Regions from separate parts of the Homo sapiens genome. Here region 1 is linked to region 2. A link is a loop called in an ENCODE intact Hi-C map of the cell type or tissue named here. Cell type or tissue: endothelial cell of umbilical vein. All regions are shown on one strand. Each heading gives the region's core, and the rest is flanking DNA. Links, peaks and the distances in the headings are about the cores only.

Region 1 (11,773 bases), core at 1,710-9,709, 1.0 Mb before region 2:
TTGTCTGCATTAAAAAACCAGTTTAGGCAGATATCCTTTCTTCTCAATGATTTTCTTAATGGCGTCTGAGAACATGTCCGTTGCCTCTTGGTTGGCAGAAGTTGCTTCTCCTCTTATCTTGACATTTCTAAAGCCAGACCTCTTTCTAAAATTATCAAACCACTCTTTACTGGCACTAAATTCTCCAGCTTTAGATCCTTCACCTTCCTTTAAGTTTCCATGTAATGACTTTGCCTTTTCTCAAATCATATAAGAATCTATAGGTATGTCTTTCTTATAGCAATCCTGCAGTCACATAAAAGCTGCATTTTCAATATGAGATGAAAAGGAATTTTGCAAACAGTGAAGGGCTTTGCACCTGCTGGCACAGCTGTAGCTACAGCTTCACGAATTTCCTTTTTTTTTTTTTTTTTTTTAACATGGTCTTTACACTGAACTCATTTATCTTGAAATGGCGGGCAACCACAACTGCAGCCCTCAATGTATGGTATATATCAAGCAATTTAACTTTTTCTTGTAATGTCATGACTTTTTTTTGCTTCTTGGGAGCACTTCCAGCATCACTAGTGGCACTTCATGAGTCTCATGGTGTTATTCAGAGTTTCCGGTATTACACTAAACACAATGAAAAATATGCAAGAACAGTGAGAAATCACTTTTTACTGGGATATGCAATTTACTGAAGAGACAACTGCTCGCACAGATTAGTATTACATGACATTTTAAGGGGACATTCACAACACTTGAGCACACAATAGCAAAGGAGATGGCTACGAAATTATTACAGCACTGCAGTATGAACTGCAGTGAATTTTATGCAGTTACGATTTTATACTGCATCTTTACATTTGTTTACATTTCTCTCAACTGTGAATGGTACCATGTATGGTGTGTAAGTGCTTGTGTGCATAAGTTTTGATAAATTTTAATTTTCTATAATATATTTGTGAATATTATATGGTATTAAATGATCAAATAGACTGGTATCTACATATATTTTATGCATTCATGACATGCCTAACTTCTTAATTTTTTTGATGTTTCTAGGCCATGCAATTCATCTGTAAGTTTTCTGAAATTGTCACAAGTCCCCCCAAATTTTTTGAATATATTTATTCAAAATATTCTGCATATAAGTGGACCCACACAGTTCAAACCCATATTGTTCAAGGGTCAATGGTATGTTTATCTTATTCTGTCACACAAAATTATGGTCTGTGTTAACACTGCTAAACCTGTGTCCTCATCTGAAAAGGGAAGATGGCAGCAGTATGAGCTCTATGGCTCGTTATGAAGTTATGTGAAATAATCCATGTAAATATTTTAAGACACACCTGGCACAGAGTCAGCACTTAGTCTTTATTATTACTCTAACTACGCAAACAATGTGCCAGTACCTATGATCCAGGCACGAGCCCTAAAGCTATAGTATATAGTGGTTTATACTACTGTGTACTATAGTGGTTTATTTTATTCTTCAATAAAACAACAGAGAATCCTGTGGATTTTTAATTTTAATTGACCTGATGTATTACAGATCGTATACTATAATTCCTATATAGAAATATATTTTTTTCTATAGAGTCTCAAGAAAAAAATAAAGCAAATGTACACTTTATGGAGATTTAGGTGTGTGAAAAATAAGCTCATAATCAATTTGTGAAAACATTCAATACAAGCCTTGTACCTTTGTCTAGAAAAGAGTTGTCTAAGTAAGGATGTTTCATTAAACTTTTATTCAACTTTCTAAAATAAAGTTCATTTGAAAGAGACATGAGTTTTTACTTTCCCCCTCCCACTTGCTTATAGTAAAAAGGAGGAAAAGGATGAGAAGTATTTATATATGTCATCTTTATATTCCAGCAGTTTGAGATACCTAATAGAAATTGGAGTGCTCTGAGCTGGGTAAATTCAAAAAGATTGGCGAAGACTAGAAATTATACTAATGTTCAAATTAATAACCTAAACTTACAAAGCTAACGACCATTTGGGCTATAAATGATTGCCAATCACAATTGCCTAAGATATGTTACCGTGCTCTCCAATTTTCATCTTAAGAATTACAATTCCCTTCATGGTCTATGTACCTTATTCTACAATGAAATAAAACTTATATTACCACTTTATACAATCAAAAAAATCTTTGCTAATCTACTTTACCAAAATATTCTAAAATAATACACTATTTAAAAAATTGATTCTTCTCTCTTCTAGAAACTTGACAGTAAATTTAATTAAATAAATTATTTTTAGTGTCATTTACAGGTAAGTCAAATTATTAAAGAGATAATTACCAAATCTTTATAAAAGTTTTGAAATCTTTATATAAATATATAAAAATATATTAGACCCTAAGTTCAAGTCCTCCTTTCTTATCCCAACAATATATGTGATTGAATTCGTACACAGTTGAAGTAAATTTATATCTAAAACATTGCTGCTTCCCCAGACTTTGTTTTCTCCCTAACTTTGCTGACACTGGAATTACCTGTGGAATCTTTGAAAAATGCTAATGCCTGATACCTACCACCAAACACTGAGATTAAATTTGGAGTGCTTAATGTTTTACGGGTGATTGTAATGTACATCAGAGTTTGGGAACCACTGCCCACTGTTCAAGTTTCACTTTTGACTAATTACATCAGAATTTCTGGGGGAAGGGAGCTGACGAGGGAATAAGTGTATTTTAAAGCATCCCAGGTGATGGCAATGTGCAGCCAAGGTTAAGAATCACTGTTTCATAGAATCAGGGAAGAAGTCAGAGAAATTGGGAAAGAAAATAAACTTTAGTACTTAGTGACCAAATACAGGAAGCAATACGGGACTCTGAGAACACAGAGTTTGAAATTTGGGGCTAGGCGCAGTGGCTCATGCCTGTAATCCCAGCATTTTGGGAGGCCGAGACGGGCAGATCGCCCAAGGTCAGGAGTTTGAAGCCAGCCTGGCCAACATGGTGAAAACCCATATCTACTAAAAATACAAAAATTAGCTGGGCATGATGGCGGGTGCTTGTAATCCCAGCTACTCGGGAGGCTGAGGCAGGAGAATCACTTGAACCCGGGAGGCAGAGGTTACAGTGAGCTGAGATCTCACCATTGCACGACAGAGCAAGACTCCATCTCAAAAAAAAAAAAAAAAAAAAAGAAATTTGGAAGTAACCTAATATTTAGTCTTTCCCACTTACTTTATGAATGTAAAGTTAAGTTACTTCTTCATGTCCTACATCTAATAAGTGGACATCACTTCTTCCCACACATGTGTTTACACATGCGTATACACAATTTCTCCCCACTACTTCCTTTCTGTAATTGTAATATTTTTTGTTGGACAAGAGCAGGACACTTGTACTATCACTGACAAAAGTTGGAAAGGTAGATTATTGTATTGAGTATACACTGGTGAGTTTAGTTGTTGATTGGTTCAGTTTGAGAAAACAGGTATTTAAAAAGGAGATTATTTTTATATAAACTTAGGAATAAAGAAATGGTATTCAGGTATGAAATTAGGACCACATTGAGAGTCATTAACAAAAAGGGACAAGTTAAAACTATAAATGTGGCTTAAGAAAGAATAGAGGACATCAGAGGGTTGAGGGCTGAGTCTTGAAAAGCAACCACATTTTGGGGCTGGTACAGGGAAATGGGACAAGGAAATACATTATAAATGTTGAAAGAACCACTGTTTTGTTTTGTTTCTGAGACAGGGTTTGACTCTGTTATTCAGGCTTGAGTGCAGTGGTGCAATCACAGCCCACTGCTACCTCAAACATTTCGGTGAAGGGTATCCTCCCTCCCCATTCCCCCAGTAGCTGGGACTACAGGTGAGTGCTGCCATGTGTGGCTAATTTTTTTAATTTTTTGTAGAGATGAGGTCTTATTTTGTTTCCCAGGCTGGTCTCGAACTCCTGGACTCAAGCAATCCTCCCGCCTTTGCCTTCCAAAGTGCTGGGATTACAGGTGTGAACCACTGCACCTGGCCCACTGTTTTTTATGTTGCAGGAAAGAACAATATAATTTTTTTTTCTTTGCAGTAATGACACAGAGTATACATAACAATCATGCAAACATTTGATGATTGAATAAATGAAGCAAAACATTATATGAGGTGTTTTTATTTTTTGAAGAAAAAGAACTGGAGTACAAGAAAACACACTGGATTTGGGATAAATTGATCTGGCTTCTAGTTTCTCCTTTGTCTCCTACTAGCTATGTGAATTGTGATAAATAACTTGATCTTCCTGAATCCATTTTCTCATTTGTAAAATGGGGATAATGCCCCTTTACAGAGTTAGTCAGAGGGTTAAATGAGATGAACTGTACTGCACTGTAGCAATATCATCAACATTATTAGTGGGGAATTCAGTAGGGGTTAAAATTTGGAGTTAGACCAAACCCAAGTTCAAATGCTAGCCCTAGCCACTGTGCCCTAGAGCTGGTTACTTAACTTCTCTGAGGTGTATTAGGAAATGAAGATAATACGCATACATTTGTCATTATTTTGTTGAGATTAATGAGGATTAAATGAGATACTATAAGAAGGGAAAGAATATGTTTGTAAGCTGCAGTTATTTATTCATGTTACAAATGGAATAGTCCAAATGCTTATGGCTCTATTTTCTTTTTATGATAACATCCCCATGCTTTCTTTTCCTCTTTATACTTTTCTTTGTAAAATTTCATTTGCTGCTACCTGTCCTTGTTATTACCTGTATCTATCTTGGAAGACCTCTGCCATGAATATTTCGAAAAGTGAAGGCTTTCCTTGAATTTAATGTTCCTTTAGGATCTGCTCAGAGTAGAGAGTTCATACAAAGCACCCATTGTATGGAATGTTTCCTCTAGTTTGCTGTTACTAACTGAGGTCAGGAAAGTACATAGTTTAGGGGGTTCTGAGGGAAGGGGGCTAATAATTTACATAAGCTATCTAATGCTCAGAGCTGGAAGAAGCCAAGACAGAGACTCTCGAAATTACAAACTGATGGAACAAAATGTGACTATTAATGCTGACCCAATATGTATTTCTACTTTTGCCTCACACCACACTTGAAATAGGTCATATTTTTAAAGCATAAATGCCATCAGTTGAAAATACTATTTAAATTGTCTTATTAAACTTGGTAGAGCATAGATAATACATAATATTAGTCACTGTTTTAATACATTGTAAATATACATTTCATACTTTAAATTTAAATGTATGCTTGATGATAGCAGCTTTGCTTTTTATTTGGCATAAAACTAAATGCCAAAATGCATTTAAATAGTAATTCTTAGTTTCTGTTTCTCACTTAGTTATTGCCCTGATAAAATTCTTCGGGTTGACAGTTTGCTTCTGTCTGTTTTTCATGCTTATGTGCTATCAGTTTTTCTCACAATTCACAATGATAGAAGGAGAGTGTGTTTATATAATAACATTTAATGCTCTTACTTGCAAGAGCGAATTAAATTATTTTTAATGATATATGTCATTACCTATAGTGAAGACTGATGAAACGTTTCTTTTCTGCAAAATAGGGATAACACCCATACTTCAGCTTTACTGTGATATGGAAAGCATCCAGCTCAACATCCTGTACTTGGAAACCTTGAATACATTGAGAATACTGGTAAAGAGATATGTGTATTGGAAACAAATATTAAATGAAAATATAATCCAGCCATGGTAGAACTCTTTCTCATCACACTAGCTTTCCTAATCTTTCTTCTGGAATGCTTCTATATAGAATCCTTTTATGATCTTGCTACCCAACATGAAGTATCTTTCTTCCATATCATCTTCATTCTCTTTTAAAGTCCATACTTGGCAAACCTAATATACACGTATTAATTGAGGATTTGAGGGAGGGAGTAGAGAGTTAATAAAATCATAAAGATAGCTCATTCTTCAAGATGATAACCATTGCCTATATTAGTGGTTCTCAGATATTTGGGTTTCATATGTTTGTGTGAAAGTTATTATATTATCTTCAGTTTTATTTCATTTCTTCATGATCCATGACAACTTCTTTTAAGTTTTATGAACCTGTGTTTTGGACCCAGTTAACCACATCTTTGTGATTATCTGCTTCAACCAAGAATTTGATCATGAATAGATGAATTATATGATGAAATAAAAGTCTTTGTTCAGCATAGAGTAAAACCTTGATTATCTGGTATGCTCTAGGATCCTATACTGCATTATTCTCAGAAGTAAGTGAAAGCAAGGGCACAGAATACCTGTTTATGCCTGTAGTTAGAAAAATGCAACTTGTCTTTGATGGTCTTTACTAGAAATATTTTTGAGTCCACAAGATGGCAGTATTACCTCATAAAGGTAAACAAGCCAATGAAGAGCCCAATTGCTTGGTTTGCCAGTACAAATAAAGGAAACTTTGAATGCAACTGAAAAACTTGTGGTCATTGATAGAGTGTGGAAGACAGTGTAATGGATGATAGCAGAACACCAAAGTAGAAAGTTACTAATTCTGTAAACGATTTAGTAAAAAGAGTAACCATGTCATGTGATACGGAATCTTTCTACTTTTTTCCTCTACCTTTTACATTTATGGGAAAGAGGTGAATATCAAGAAAACAAATTTCATAAGGATCCCTTGGCCTCTACCATATTCAGTCTAGTATTTCGTTCCATTCACGTTTATAGCATAAAAATAATGGGTTAATTACTCAATGTTCGGTAATGATGACCCTGATTATCGAAGCAGCATTATATGAGGGAGGGTAACACGTTGTAGGAAAGATTTTCACGAGTTCTTCTGAACAACCCTCAGTTATTCACAAGTTATTCTTAATAACCCTCAGTTATTCAGAATACCACCTGCTCTGCTGTATCAATGAGTTTTTATACAGATCTAGATTAGGTAAAAAATTATGAAATTTATTTTATTCCGGATTTGGGATATAAATTAATTTAGTATTTTACAGATAAAAGGAGTTATGATTTCTTATTCTGCTTCTATGTATTTCTGATAAGATACTGTATCTTATTCTAATAGTTTAATTATTTAAGTGCTTTACTTAGACCATCCAAATGTAATTTTCAGATAAATTAAGTAATTTCAAATTCAGTCTTTGTTCACTCTCTCACTATTTAATCAAGCACTCACAAAAACAATTTATTTTGAATAAGATAGTACTATTTTGGATGCCATATTTCACATTTTAACTGCATATAACTTAAGAAATATTAATTCTCACTGACACTTTCAACATTGTTAAACTTTATAAACATTTACATTACAGCATAGATTACTATAACTTAAGGGAAAATTTAGAATCTTATTTTCCAGTTTTCCTATTCACCTCACAACATTATTTTCATATGGAGTACTCATAGCTCTATATTAGCCATGGTTACAGAATTCAAAGTGTTACTAACAAGGAAAATCTACAGATTCCCAAACCCTCCTTGATCATTATTTATGCCTTTTAAGACAGCTAATAAGATGTAGCAGATTTTTCAGAGTTTAGTTTGTCTACTGTGACTTTCTTTGTTCACTATCTTGAGTAGGAAGAGTAGTCTAAATCTGCGGGATTGTAATAGGAATCTTCCATGGAAGGATGTTCTAGGTCACAGAAAGGAGAATATTTTATCTAGACTGATCTTGAGGGTGTAGTTTGATATTTCACACTCTAAAACCAAGCTCTGTCTATTGTATTATTAATTAAACTCATTTTGCATTAAATTGGTGTGATTAAAATTATTCAATGTTATAATAGTTTAATCACTATAATAATTTCAAGGAATATTCTTTCACATTTAGCTTTAGCATAAAATTTGTAGAAGTTTATATTGGACCAGCAACCATAAATTTTAGTTTGTTACATAGGCTTAAAAGTGAATATTAAAAAACTGATATAAACTAACCCAAAGAAAATTACTTAAACACAAAAGTTGTCTGGGAATTTTATTATGCCATCTTAGTCTGCTATTTGAGAGTTCTGAACTTAGGATATGGTTAGTGCTCAAATAATCTAGACTTTTTTTTATCCTTTTCTAAGGAAGTAAGCAATAGGACAGCAAAACTGACTGGAAATCAGTTTTTCATTCGGCTCATGCTCCAAGCTGTTCTCTTGTATAGATGCTATCGTTATTGGCTCTAGTATCCGAGGAGGACAAAGTAATGAAGGAAAGTGACAAGGTCATAGAGGTAGAAAAGGGGACGCTTGCAAGAATAGAGAAGTAGGAGGTTATATGAGTCTTAGCTGAACATGACCCCTTGCTCCCTGTCCTTGATGCTGATAGTTCTGTGAAGACAGTTCACAGCACTGGGAGAGTAAGAGCATCAAAACTGACTTTTCTCCTGGCCGACAGAAAATCTTGTTGATTAGTTTAAACACAGAAGGAGGCTTTTCCAGCCCCTTTGACTATAGAAACTCTACATATGGGACCCTTTTAGGAAGATTAAGTGTGGGGAATCAGAGCAATATGCCACATCTGCTCTCACCAGCCTTAGAATTAGGGCAAGGACTTAGCACCAGAAGTACAGAGAAAAAGGAGACTATGGGGAAAATAATAAACGTAAAGATGTTATTGAAAAGAATAACCTAAAAGCAAACTCCAGAGGGAGAAGAAATTATCTCTGAAAGAACTTTGATACAGTTAGTTATGACAGTTGTTTATTAACTTAAATTTTCCAAAGTAATATGTATGCTAAATTTTTTTTTAAAAAAATGGTCTTCCTTTACATGAAAAATAAATGCATAGAAGATCTTAGAGGTGTGGCAGATTACCTTTGGAAAACACAGCTATATTCTAAGATGTTGTGTTCAGTAAGGAATATGAAGAAGAAAAAGAAATATGAAGAATTATTTGCTTGTCTTTATTCTTGTGAGGCACTTGAAAGTATACTATGAAATTTTAAATTTTTTAGCAAGTATGGTATTTGGGCAATAAAATGCATTTAATATTTCTTAGAAAATATTTAGGATTTTTAAGTTTTTTTTGTTTATCATGGGAATATGCCTTTTTTGGGACCAAAATAAAATTTCCATAATTTTAATGTGTGATTTTACACTGTCAGGTTATAAATATGGTGTTTTTGAAGTGTTATTATATTTGCTTTGCAGAACTTTTTAGGTAAGTGGATGGAAACTAGCTATACAGTGGAGATTTAGATCATAATGAAATAAAAACTCAAAATGGACACGTTGAATCAGACAGAGGTTTAATATCTTTTAAAAGGGTTCAATCAGTTTTCAAAATCCAAATTACACTAATGACATAGCCTAGAAATACAAAGATATTCACAGTACTAAATACCTTTCATTTTGTGTTGGAACCTTATTCTGAACATTTTGGGAGCAAGCAAATTATGATAAAATATCAAAATTGATGAGTTTACTGCAGAGTGTGAAGAACCAGAGTAAATTAGAATTCTGCTCACTAAGTGCCTCAGAGCTTATTCCAACTGACTCATCAAATGAAAAATTCATCAATTAATCCTCTGACAATAACGATATATACACAAAAATCAATCTAGAATTGATTTTTTTAGTCTGAACATGAAAACTAAGCTCTGACTTATACATAATGTGAAATTTCTCTTCATTTCGACTTTATTATTGAGTATAACAGCTGAAGTGTTCATATAATTATTTGTTCTGTGTCAACTACAAAAGTGTGATTGTTTGAGAAAGAGTATATGTGCTGTGGAGATGTTCTGAAGCACAATCCGAGTGAGCTAATAAAGTTGTCAGATGCATGTAAGAATACAGCTGATAGGAATCCCTAGAAGGCAGCCAATAGAGAGGGACACTGATCACTAAGCCCTGATGGGAGACCACCCAGGACAGTTAACAGTGAGCTGAGTACTGAGGAAGATCAAAGAAAGAGAAGTGTAACATACAATCACTCAGATCTCAGACACGGATTAAAAAGAACATTGTAGGAGTGTGATTTCTATGAAATGTGTTTGTGTGTATGTGTGTGTGTGTGTGTGTGTGTGTGGTGACTAATGCCACAAACAACATGAACTGTAGAAAGGTGAACCTTTTCCTATTTTGTCTCATCTACTTGCTAGATATAAATGCTTTAGAATGCACTAAGCATTGAAATGATCTTCTTGCTTTAATTCAATAATTCTGTGTACTTCTTCATAGATTTCCAAAGAAGCCTTCTTTCAAGCTTTTTTCTAGTTGTTAAGTTTCTTTCTTCCATGTAACATATGTGAATATCTCAAGAGAATAATCCAAGACAAATATTAGTGGGTTTTGGTTTCGATTAAAGAAATCTTGACAAAATGTATTCCGATATATTACTACAAAGGAAAACAATCGCAAGGGTCTAATTGAAATTTACAGTATTCTGAGTCTTTTTACCTACAAATTTAGTGGTTTCAAAACCTATATTATTGCTGCTAGATTCTTAATTTCCATAATATAGATTCTACTTTGAATTTTTTCAGACTGTATTAGAAAGTTCTCTGTATTCCTAAAGAGAACTTAATATTGCTCTAAATGCTGTAAGTCAGCACACTGTAACAAAAAGAAACGTACTCTTCCAGTATACAGTAATGTTAAACAACAATGAGAGGATTCAGGGGAAATGTTAAGCTAGAGAACGCTGTCAGTATTACTTATCTTACATGTAGTAAATTTTGATGACTCTCTTCTGAATGTGAATTCTTGTAGGAAATGAACATTAAACTGTTTTTATGTTTTATAGATGTTCAAAAAAAAGCTGAATACATATGATTCTGAAGCTATTAGAATTTTTTCCCCTGTCACAATAGCAGTAAGAAAATTGCAATATAAATGTCTTCTTGAGTGCATAGCATATGAAATAATGTGTTTTTTCCCTGTAGTTTAAAATGTTAACTGTATTTTAGGTCTCATTCTTTGTATATGCCTTGACAATTATGATTGCTTGATTAAAGAAAGAGCTTTTGTGCTAGTTATGTGTCACAATACCACATATATTATATCTGAACAGTATTTATCATGTTCTATTTCGGATCAGGTCAGATATGTCTTGTGAAGAACTAAAGTAGTATAGTATGTATTGTTAAAATCTTTTGTTACTAAAATATTTATGGCATGTTTCTTGCTGTCTTTTTTAAGCAATGTGGAAAATGCTTATTTTACCTAAGTAGTTTACCCAATAAAATACTCTACATATTTGTTTAAAGCACCTTAAATAGTTTAGATTTTTTTCTGAACATTTTTAGAATCATACTGTAAAAGGACATATGTTACTGCATTTAAAAAAATGTTCATCTATACTTTTTTCAGCATTTTGGTCTTTATATTCTTTTGTATCAGATGTGTTTTTCAAGGCTTTAAGAAGATCATATAGTTATATAATTGCCCCCCCATGGAAATATACTTTATCAGAGAATAGGTAATAAAGAGTAATGTGTAAATAAGTATATCAGTACATGTAAGTTTATTTTCTGCCCTGTATGTCTACTACAAAGTTGTATTTTGTTTTGTCATTTAATTTTATTGTGATAAATATATAATAAATGAATGAAGTCAGTGATATATATATATATGGCTAGTATAGAATAGATGCACCTGTATTAGCAGACAGCTATGTCAATGTAGTTACAAATGTTTGAATATATTTAAAAGTAAGGAAGTTAGATTTTTTTATAATTCCTATAGTTAATACTTATTCTGTTTATGTGCAATCTTTTTCATCACAATAAATTTGTATAGCTAAGAATTAGTCATTTTGTTAATAATAGATAATTATCTTTCTCTGCAAAAATTTTTAAAACCCTCTTTAAGACTTAAAATATTGTTATATACAATTATATAATATCCAGTAGAAA
Region 2 (11,773 bases), core at 2,343-10,342:
CTGATGGTTTTATAAGTGGTAGTTTTTCCTGCATGTTCTCTCTCTCTCTCTCTGTCTCACCTGCCGCCATGTAAGACGTACTTGCTTCTCCTTCCACCGTGATTGTAAGTTTCTTGAGGCCTCCCCAGCCATGTGGAACTGTGAGTCAATTAAACCTGTTTTCTTTTTAAATTACCCAGTCTTAGGTACATGTCTTCATAGCAGTATAAGAACAGACTAATACACTGCTTATGAATTATAACTTTATCAGAGAAGAGCAGAAAATTAAGTCACTAATGGCCAGCAAATGTTATTCTCCCTCCCTTCCTGGGCCTCCCCTTTACTCCTTTCCAGAAAAAAAGCTTCTTTCATTCTTCCCCAAATATTCCTGTAACTATCCAACTTCCATTTCTTCTTATTCTGGAATTGGCTCTCCCTTTTCCTCCACTTGTTACCATTCTACATCAGCCTTTAAATTTCAGTTTAAAGCCAAGCTTCCATAAAACCTTTATTACCAACTCAAGTTGAAAGGCACTGTTCTGTCTCTGAACACTTACGAGCTTTGTGGTCTATGTGATTCATTTGGTGTTTAATCATTTGGTTTTGCCTTGTGATATCTATTTGATTACATGTTTGGATTTTTAAAAATTGTTCTTTTCTTCTTTTTATTTTCTTTATTTTCTCCCCATTTTTCTGGTTCAAGTCATTCTTTACACAGCTTCCAGAAGGGTCATTCTAAATGGCACTCCTCTGCTTAAAACACATTGCATACCCAATTAAGTCTACATTTCTTACTTTGACTTGTGAAGTCACATGAGTCTTCCTTCAAATCACATAATACAATGAGCTACTTCTTGCCATAGGGCCATTGCCAATACTCTTCTTTCAGCTTAGAATTTTCTCTGCCTGTGTCTTTGCATGGTTGGCTCTGTTCTTCAATGTTCCACCTATGTGTTATCTCCTCTATATTTTTCTCCAACTTTATTATAGAAATGAGATCTTTCTGGGCTCTTTGTCTTATGGCCTTATTCCTTTTTTTTTTCATGTCTATTCTAGCATTTTCCATTTATGTCTCAGAATCCACTCTTCACCATTCTGCATCCTGCTCTCTGCTCTGGAGACTCCCTGGGAACTGTATCCATGGTCTCCTGCCTTCCAGACTGGGGTTGGATTTGTCCATTGTGAGGTGAGATACAGAAAGTGGAGAGTGAGGGCTGGGCATTTATTCTCCTGGCTCCCTTCCCTCCACATAATCCAGTGTTGGTTGTTTCCTATAAAGTAGTTACTATTTATTTTTATTTTACAGATGAAAAAAGTGAACTCAGAATGGTTGGCCGAATGCGGTGGCTCATGCCTGTAATCCTAGCACTTCGGGAGGCTGAGGTGGGCAGATTGTGTGAGGTCAGGATTTCAAGATCAGCTTGATCAACATGGCGAAACCCCGTCTCTACTAAAAATACAAAAATTAGCCAGGTATGGTGGTGCACACCTGTAGTCCCAGCTATTCAGGAGGCTGAGGCACAAGAGAATTGCTTAAACCCAGCAGGCAGAGGTTGCAGTGAGCTGAGATTGCGCCACTGCACTCCTGCCTGGGTGACAGATGGAGACACTATCTCAAAGCAAACAAAAAATCGTTAAGAGATTTATACAATTAACAGTGACTGAGTGGCACTGTCAGGATTTATATTTCAGCATTTAAAAAAATCACTCTGCCTCATTTAGCAATTGGATAATCACAAGTGATCCAACTTTTATTTCTCAGACTAGTTAGAAACATCAGTCTGAAATTAATTTCTCTACCACTGAATTCATTGTTTTTTTAAACTTATGCTCACAGCAAAGGATGAGGAACAAGTTACCATAGCATTTATTCCATGCATGTTGAGCTGTAGAATCCTACAGAATTTGTTATCCAATGTGTTAAAAATCATCTAGCTTTATAACAAAAAACCAAGAGTTGACCACATTTTCAAAAAAGCGTAATAACTGTCTTGAAACATGTCCTGAATACAACTATAATAAGATGTCTTAATTATAACTTACTTTTAAGAATTATTTGAACTTCATTTTTAGGTTAAATAATAAAAATTTGTTAAAGATTTTAACAATATTGAATTACATATATTGTCTAACTCAATAATGTTGACCAAACTCTCAATGAGAGAGTTTTAAAAATCATGTGGCAAACCCTTTAGCAGAAGTGTTTCTGTATTATATTTGTTAACTAGAAAAAGATGCTACTTTACTATTAATTTAGAGAACAAATGCAAAAGATATAAAGTAAATTTAGGCACAATGCAAAATGTTGAGGGGTTTTAAATCTTAGGAGTAGTCTTGTGGGAAATAATTGTTTAGGTCTTGAAAATTTAAACCTTCTACACATTTTGCTAAAACATGATATGTCCAATATCTCTACTCTTTCCTCAAACATGAATAGCTTCGTAAAAAGGTGTTCATTCACTTAAGGACATCCGTGAGTTTCCTTAAATACGGAAAAGGCAAAAAACATGAAAGATGAGAATGAACTCCAGTGTAAATACAGATAAATATGGCGACAGCTGTTGCTGAATAGTTACAGAATTAGCTTGAGAAATGAAACCTCTGTAGTTCACACACAGGCACACACATACACACACACACACTTTGGATTTATTTATGAAACAGCATCTTCTAAACACAGAACCTTGCATTGCAGAAAAGGCAATTAAATAGAACAGCATGAGGTTGTCAATCACTTCAACAACTAACAAAAGCATTGACTATCAAAGCAAATAATGTTAATGTGCAAAAAGGTACCTTGCTATCAAAGCAAATAATGTAAACATGCAAAGGCAAAGAATTCTCTGTATCAAATGTCACCATTTTAATGTTCACCATTTTTGTGACTGTTTTTGCATATGCATGATACTATATCAGTAATTCTGAAATTTGATATAGAATTGGCCATTATCATTTCTTAGAGGATTTGGTCATCCTGTGATGCTTTTGTAAGAGGTGGGGACTTTCTTTTTCCTTCTTTTCTTTCTTTTTTGTGTTGTTGCTAGTGTTATACAAATAAATGGACAGTCACAGCTTATCATCATTTAAGATGCATGTGCATGCTGCAGTTTACTGAAACATGATTGGTTGCTACATAAATCAATCTGATAGAGATCGGTTCCATGAAGAAGAGATAAATCATTAGCCAGAGCTTTTAGAATGTAATTCATTTTAGATAGTGATTATTGATGATTTAATTTTAGCAGTACATGTACAAGTCTAGACCATGATTTTATATAAAATGTTAACACAGAAGAATGTATTCATCTTAAAAGTGAGTATAAAGAAACCAATTAGAAATTTACATGCAAAACATGTTAATGAAGTGGCAGAGTTGTGAAGTCCACAAAGTTCTATTTATTAAACAAGTTAGAATGTTAGCATAGTCCTCGGGAAATTTTTAAGAAATATTTCCTTAAGACTCAGTGGTACAAAGAAGTGTCCTCAAACTTCATTTGACTTACCACACTCAGATGACTGAAGCTCAGGAATATTTTAGATATACATCTTATGCACCTTGGCCTCTAAAAACAATAGTTCTTCATGCCCTTAGACCCAGCACTTCTATTCATTTCAATTGAACAGCATTTAGTAGGAGTCCACCTGAGCCAAGATCCTGTGCTTTGAGATGCACTTTTTGTTTTCTGTCATGTAGATAAGCAGGAAAGAAGGTATGTGTATTCAATGGTACTAACATCAATAACTCCAGGAGGCACTGGTATGAGACTGGCCAAGTCATACTGAGAGGTGAACTAGATGGGCAGTGCCCAGGGCTGCTGTCTTTAAGGGTACTAGGACATTATTAGAAAATTAACAGGATGGAAGAATTATATTTATCAGAAAAATTCCAAGGAACATAATATATGTACACTTTTGAGTGACATACTTTGAAAAGCCACTCGGAGTGAGGATGAACTGGTCAAATAACAGTAGCTGGTCAACAACATATTTTCCCAGAAATGTCTTCAGTTTACTGAGTGAGGTATTTGAGTTCTAGGTCAGAGGTGAAAGCTGCTTCCAATGGGACTCTTCTTTCTTAATCTTTCCCTCATGAAGTCCTGCTCTGAATAAATGGGAACAAATATTTTAACTATACTGGTTTGCAGAGAAACCAAATTATTGCCCTGTCCGAGTGCCTACATGTTTAAGTCCCTGCAGATCAGGGGAGGTAAAAGCACAATGACAGACTTCAGAGAAACGTTTTATGTCATGTCTCTCATCTTTACCCCAGGCTAACTCAGAGTTAACCTTCCCGGGTTTTTCTAATCAACCCCTAGTCTTTACAAAGAAAATTCCATTCCACCAAGAAGACATAATATGTTAAAAATCTGAGTTTCTGATCACTTTTGCAGTTTTCTTTTCCATCTCATGACTCTCCGTACACAGTCACTCGCTTTTCCCCCAAAAGTGTTGCTATCCTCAGTCTACACTGGCTAAGGCTAGAACTAGGGGACTCATCAGCCTGCAGGCTCCAGTTCTTGCCTTATCCCTTTATACTTGCAGCTTTGATATTCGCATATTGCCTTTGATTCTGAGTGATCTCAAGATGCCAGGACCTCTCCTTAAATCACACTGGGTGCTTCATTTTAGATACGAACTTACCAGTGAAACAGGGTACCCAGGTGGTCACCAAAATTTGTTTGAAAATTAACTACTGGAAGAAAGGAACATCCTGTCCTTTAAACTGCACAGCTTTTCCTCCCATCTTGATCAAAATAAGATAAAGCAAATATTTTATTTTGAATGAGAAATTTTGATATATTGGTGAGATAAACTCCCATATATGATAATACAAATAATCGTATTCTTTGCAGATCACATCATGTTTTCTTTCAAGAAAATAAAGTTTCCCCCTGTGGAGGTCACAAAGAATTTGAGGGTCTTAATTCTAGATGAGACAGAAGCAGGCTAGCCAGTATAATGTGAAGTAAGAAGGGTGTGTGTGTGTGTGTGTGTGTGTGTGTGTGTGTATAAAGGAGAGAGACGTTTAGGAGGAAGCTTCTGGAGGTGTGCACACTTGGGGAAGTCATATAAATCTAGTGTTTTATTCTATATTTATTTTCTTTCTTTTTTTTTCTTATTATTTCTTTCTTACAGTTATCCCTAAGCCTTCAGCAAAATTTTGTTAGATATTTGAACCTGCTATTGACTGTGCTGTGGGGAATAATGAGACAGACTCATGTCCACACTTAGCACAAAATGGCATGAAGGGAGCAGAAATGGCTTGAGGGAAGTCAGACTCAGGCAGCCAGAGGGTGCCGGCGGAGGGTGTGACTGTAGACAGAGACAGATGGCTGGGAGGGGTGAAAGCGACCACCAGCACAGGTTCTGAGACATATAAGCAGTCTCTGGAATTCTCAGAGTTACTAGGGCACGAGAAATTGCTAAAAGACTAAAGTCCCTGAGGGTGGGGGTCTCAGACTATTGTTGTATAGTCATTAAAGGGAAGGGTGACCCCTGGAGGCGAGAGCAGCCTACAGCGCAAGCTGTCTTCAGTCACAAATTCCTTCAAAATGCATTCCTTAGTAAATAATGAAAATGCCCACCCCCTCCCCAAATGCCAGCTAAGCATTTTGAAAATGCATTATTTTATTAGACCATCTTATTGAATTAATGCACAGATACAGCTAAAGGAATAAATGCAGACTTAGCAGTGTTTAGCCTCCCAGGCACCACCTGCTCCTTGATTCTCCTGAGCTAGGGATTCAAGAGCCCCACTCTTCCCGAAGACACTACAAAACATTTGCAATGGCACACTTATACTCTCACCCCTCTCCAAGCCTGTCTACCACCAGAGAGTCTCAGTTTGTTAATGCAGTACATTTTCTGGAGTTAATTTTTTTTTCCCCTTATAGTCTAGTGAATAAGCTTCTTAACAAGATTGGAACATATTACATACTTTGGCTTCCCCATCAAGCCTATTGCAGAGAATTCTGGATGCAGTGGTGAGACTTTCTGAACTGAAACTGCACAGCTAGGAAGTTATATTTTCAGCTTGATCTCAAAGTTTGTAAACTGGTCTGTTCACAGGGATGCAGAGGTGTCCACAGTAGCTCTAGTGAATGTAGAGCTGTACCAGGCCTGGTAGAATATCTTTGAACCTTTGAAAATGCATTAGTCTTTCTCTACTAACATTCTCAATTTCACCAGCTCAGAAACAGATTTTGTATCTTAAGTATAAGTTATGATCCCCAACTGTCTCGCAACTTAAGTTCTGATCAAAAGTAGATTTGTTCTACAGCCTGGCTACGGAAAAGGCCTGCTTCCTCTGTATCCTCATTCAAAACTTAAAATAAATAGTATAATGTCTGTGTATGCAATTTCTAATGGAAGTATTTTCTGAAAGGCAAAACTCAAGAGTTATTTGTTTAGTTTTGATTAAAGTTGTCAAAGGCATTCTACTGAAGTAAAATAAATTATATTTATATAATATTGATTGTTTTAATCTAATAATTTTAATTTTAAAATGTTGGTCAGTGCAGCTGTTTAGGCACCAAATGATCAGGTAGTGATGATTGTCTGAAACTTCAAAAATCAGAGCAAGAAATTGTCATTTATTGTGTTCTGACTTTATGGAAGTCTCAATGAATGCTACAAACTTTTCCAAGTGATGTTTTACAGAATTGCTTTTAAAAACCCCAGAGGGTAAACAGTATTCTCAGAATAAATAGAAAAATGCTGACCTTGTCAGATTTAGCTGCTGAAAGCCAAGCTGTTTTAAGACTTGGAAGATCAAGGGTCACAGTTATAAACAACACAGATAAAAAAAGAAGAAAAAAGAGGAAGAAAGTAAGAAAGCTGGAAGGAAAAATAAAGTATAGTGAGTTACACCATGAATATAAGTAATAAATACATTGACCTTGACAAAAAGGGAATGAGATACTTATGTGGAAATATAAAATAAAAACAAGGCAAAATTTTTTTTAAAAACTCGCAGCCCAAAACTACTTGAAAAAGATGTTTCTTAGAGTATATTTAGAACCGGAAATGAGTCACTTTAATTTCATCTGTTTTTGGTTTCAGAAGGGGAGAAAGGTCAAAGCTTCTTTGTTTTAAGTGAGCTGGTCACTCCTTCTGAAGTGTAAAATGATAGGGGTCAGGAGTCCTAATGAAACAGGCATTTCCCAGACACCCAGAGCTGCAGAAGAGGTCTCCATAGTGGCAGGCCAAGAACTGGGCTTCAAAAAGGTGTTTTAAACAAAGGCAAGGCAGAGCTTGACCCTTTCTTGACTTTCACCATATGGACAACAGGATGTAGAAATTGGCCATTCCTTTCTATATTTTCATAAATTATCACACATTATAGCCCCACAACCAAACCATTATAGTGCCATTCACACCTAGGCCCAAGACACAGAGGTATATTTTTTATATTGCCCTGGTACAGGTGATGTTTTCTGTTAAGCCTAGATGAACTGAAACAATATTAGGAAGAAATTCTCATTGCTGAGAACAAAAGTACGCACTAATAAAAAAAGTGAGTGTTCTTAAACCTACTGGATTCAACATCCTTTGAATGGGAACGTTAAAATATAATACATCCAAAACAGTGTTGGGCTCAAGCTGACTGAAGAGACAGATTTTAAGAAGTGAGCCCTATCTTTACTCTGAGCACGGAAGGCCAAAACAAACTGTCTTCTTCAGCAAGAAAGTAAGAATACATTGCTTTCTATGTCTTCACCAGATTTGTCCAAGGTAAGGAGGTCTGGACTGTGGAGAAGATGGAGTTTGGAAGGATATGCAGCTTATAAATGCAGTTAGACACAGAGGATTTCCATTGCATCTCCAGTTTGTTGGTGGCTGGTTCCTCCTTTGCTGGTCTCTTTTATTCCATCTGGAAGATTCTGTTCATGTACACCTCTGAACTCTAAACTAGTTGTTCCTGACTTTGTCTCTGCAACATTTTTTCAGGCCTGTTGTATTCCTGACCTTGCTTCCTCTGTGCAATATATTTACTCCAGGTCATCTCTACCATGCCTGTCACCATTTTGCTTAATGGTTGGGGTTTGATGTTTTTGACCTTGGGTTGAACCCAGGAATGAATAACTTCTCTATACTGGCTCAGTGGCTGAATTATCAGTGTCTTTCCCTGACAATGTGCATGTTTTCAATGATTAGAAATGCAGCCTCCAAATAAGGAAAAAGGATAATATTTGCATAGGCCGTGCTTAGTTGCAGGTTTTGGAGCCGGAGATGTTCCAGCATAGATGCCTGTTCATAGAAGTGCTCCAAAATTGTATTTAGTGTAATGACACGTCCTCTTTAAAACCCTTTATAACTTTCTTCTTCCCTGGCCTCGTAAGAGGATAGAGAAATGTTTCTCGGCCATTACATGCGACTCTTTACAGGTTATCATATTCATTATGTCATTAGATTTACCACAACCCTGAAAACTTAATAGAGAAATTATTATCTCTAAAAGTTATACCACTAGCAGGTGGCAGGTCTGGAACAAACATCCATGCCCTATTGACTACAATACCAGTACTCTTAGTACCATGCTATGCCTCTCTCTCATATTATTATAAGAATAATAAACCTATAGTTGCAGAGTTGTAGAGCTGTATGAAGCCTTAAATATCATCTAACTTAGCCACATTATTGTTACAAAAGAGCAAATGTGACTGAAGAAGTGGCTTACACAGAATTATTGGCAGAAAACATCATATCTTCTGACTTCAAATCACACACACACACACACACACACACACACAGGAGATGACAAAAGGAAAAGAGATTGAGTCAGAAACTAATAAAGCTTAGGAAACACTAATGCAGCCAGGTGCAGTGGTTCATGCTTGTAATCCCAGGACTTTTGGGAGGCTGATGCAGGAGGATTGCTCGAGGCTAGGAGTTCAAGGAAACAGAAATGAGAAAATTTTCAATATAGTCATGGTTTCATGGTAGAAAAGGTTAGTAAAGACTAGATTCTGTATAAAAAAAAACTTCAAAATCATTAGTTTAATTTTTCTTAACTACAGAGACTATGAAAAAAGGCTAAGTTTTTAATAATTTTTTTCAAAGCTAATGCCTTATTGGCTCTTTTAAAAATTATTTATTGAGTATCTTCTGATCTATAAGACGTAGTTGATGATATAACTGTGACCAGCATATAGTGTCCACTCTCAAGGGATTCTTTGTGTCATAGAGGATTGTGGCAGTTTTAAGCCATGGCTACAATTATTTGACACTCCACCCATCAAAAGATGGGCTCTATGTCCCCTCCCATGCACCTGAGTGGGCCTACAATTACTTTCCTTCTGAGGCTGAGTAATATAAGGTCATGCACTTGGGAACTTGAGCTGGTAAGAAGCCCAACTACCATGATGTCACCATCCTGGAGGGGCAAGACACATACTCCATATGTAGGCAATGGCACTCTTACTGACACTCCCACCCATGCCCAATATTCCCACTAGTGCTGCCAAGGCACCGAACATGTGAGTAAAGTTTGACTTTCCATGTCCATCTGCTGGGTGAATGCCACCAAGTAACTCTGTCACTTGTCAGTGACCTGGAATAGAAGAATCACTCAGCAATGTTCCGTCCAAATTTTTGACCCACAGAAATTACGAGACTTAATAAGATGGCTGTCATTTAAGTTACTAAGTTTTGGGATTGTATATTATATAGCAATAAACAACCATAACAATGAGATAATAAATATATTTTAAGGAATTCAGAAATAATAGAAGTAATAGAAGGCATGATCCCTGATCTCTATGAATTTACAATTCACTTGGGGGAAAGGGGTAAGAATCACTAATGAAGCAATTAGAGAGATCAATAAGAGCCAGAAAAATCAAGGAAGTATAGGAACAAGTCAAAATTGAAATGGATCTTGGAGAGGCAACTTGCCCTAGTGATGGAGCAATTCAGAAGAAGACAATGATATTTAGTAAACTTTAAAACTGATATTATTAACAGTAACAATGATAGCAACCACTTATTTAGTGCTTATTATGAGCAAATAACTCTCTAAAGTTCTTTATATATTATTTCAGTTGCCTTTTAATGAACTTTCAAAATACGAATTGTCATGCCTTTTATACCTAGGAGGAAATAGAGCAGCTTCCCAGGTAACATAGGTAGTGTGGCAAGACCACGACTCAAACGGACTATGTGTGACTCATGATTTTAACAGGGGTTCTACACTACTCCTGTGAAATCACTTTTCACCAAAGTAAGAAATATAACTGTATTATATCCATAGCTTACATAGAACTTGATTCATATTAACAAAATTCAGAATAAATCCTTTAATTTTTAGATAGTAAGTAAATAAAAGGGCACATATTTTTACCTTGTCCTGAGTCCACAATATAAATATGATTATTAAAATTCTTTTATCAATATTTCTGAAAGTCATATAAATGTGTGATTTATTTTACAGAAATTTCAATAAGTCTCATTTTTCTAATTGACACATTTTAGCTTTTTTTCAAAAAAATAATATTTTATTTTAATTGAGACATACTAAAATTTCTAAAAGGTACTCGGGAATTTTCCTTACAAATCCTAAGAAAATACCCTCTGTTACGTAGTAGAATGAGTACAAGATTGGTTATTTCATTGAAAGTATTTTAACCTCTATAAGCAATTAAACCAACACGAAATAAGTTGAAGGAGCTCAAGTTTTAACAGACCGAAATAAATGAATAATCAAAAACATATTTATTTTTGTTTTAACTTAAAGAAAACACATGTGAAAAGGTGCAAAGATCTGCAGAAAAATAACATTTAAGTGGCCACCCGATATAGATAGGATATCAGTGGCTTGGGCAGTATTGTTCTCTATGATTTAAAGGGCCAGTAAAAACAGTTTCAATTCTGAAGCGATAATCACAAACTTTATATCACTTTCTCTGAAACCTCCTCTCTCCGGAAGAGAAGGAAAAGCAGTACAATGTGCTCATTGAAGAAGACAGCTCTGTACAGGCAGAAGAAGAAGCAGAGTCCTGTGCAGCTTCATTCTAATGTAGACTAAAGTGCATGGTATTGTTAGTGAGAAAACTTCTACAAATAGAGATAATTCTTTATCCAGGAGAAATGAAAAGAAATTACAACATAGCCAGCATAGGAGTGTTTCAAAAGTACAAATCAGTGATGCACACACACACACACACACACACAGCCCCAGATGTCAATGGTCTATTTTTCATTAAATAATTGAATTAAGATTACTTGAAAATAGATTCAATGTTTGTTGAAAGAAGTAAAATAGCTGTAGTTGTGTTATTGTTTGACAACATGGGTATTATCAACATTTGTTCTTTCATTGTTTATTCTATTATATGGAAATATCAAAATTTATTAATTTAACCCTCTAATAGTTGGGCATAGATTATTTTTCTTTCTTTCACTAGTACACAGAACTCAACTGAATAAAAATTTTTGTGCACATTCATAATACTTTCTTTAAATATATTTTTATAAATTAACTGACTGGTCAAAGGCACATTTTTCAGGCATTTCTTACATATGCCAACTTGCCTTAGAGGAAGGTTGTGCCAGTTTATAATCCTATAGCCTAAGAGAGCACTTGTATTTTTTTCCAGTGAGTATAAAAATTTAAGGCTTTTTTCTAATGTGAAAAATATCTTATTTTAAAAATGTGTAAATTTACTAAACCTCATTTTTCCATATGTTGTCTTTTAATTTTCTAAATGCATTTTTTGATACATTATTTTTTAACCAATTATTTTAATATGCTCCTTAAAGTTTCTCACTTTCTTGTTATGATAAGTCAGCTATA

The links. Hi-C counts contacts between places; a loop is a spot of excess contacts. Peaks named below come from ENCODE experiments on the same cell type or tissue, not always from the same donor. Only the 100,000 strongest peaks of a DNase experiment are listed, where the experiment ranks them.
Region 1: a loop joins it to region 2, with 3 times the contacts of the local background. A loop is called at or near these places in 2 of 110 quality-filtered maps.

What each region holds. Positions count from the first base shown.
Region 1 is chr5:93,909,801-93,921,573 of GRCh38, reverse strand. The region is part of intron 6 of ARB2A (ARB2 cotranscriptional regulator A); the gene reads left to right. Among named protein-coding and RNA genes, the nearest start is that of POU5F2, 170 kb to the right of the region's middle. In endothelial cell of umbilical vein, for the core only: a CTCF peak has its summit at 6,273 (motif pointing right); a DNase peak (open chromatin) is centred at 6,313.
Region 2 is chr5:92,903,398-92,915,170 of GRCh38, reverse strand. LINC02058 (long intergenic non-protein coding RNA 2058) reads left to right here. Exons shown (of 3, transcript XR_001742811.3): 2 at 1,036-1,165; 3 at 1,286-3,055. Among named protein-coding and RNA genes, the nearest start is that of LINC02058, 31 kb to the left of the region's middle. In endothelial cell of umbilical vein, for the core only: a CTCF peak has its summit at 5,484 (motif pointing left); DNase peaks (open chromatin) are centred at 5,470 and 7,070; H3K27ac peaks cover 1,024 bases.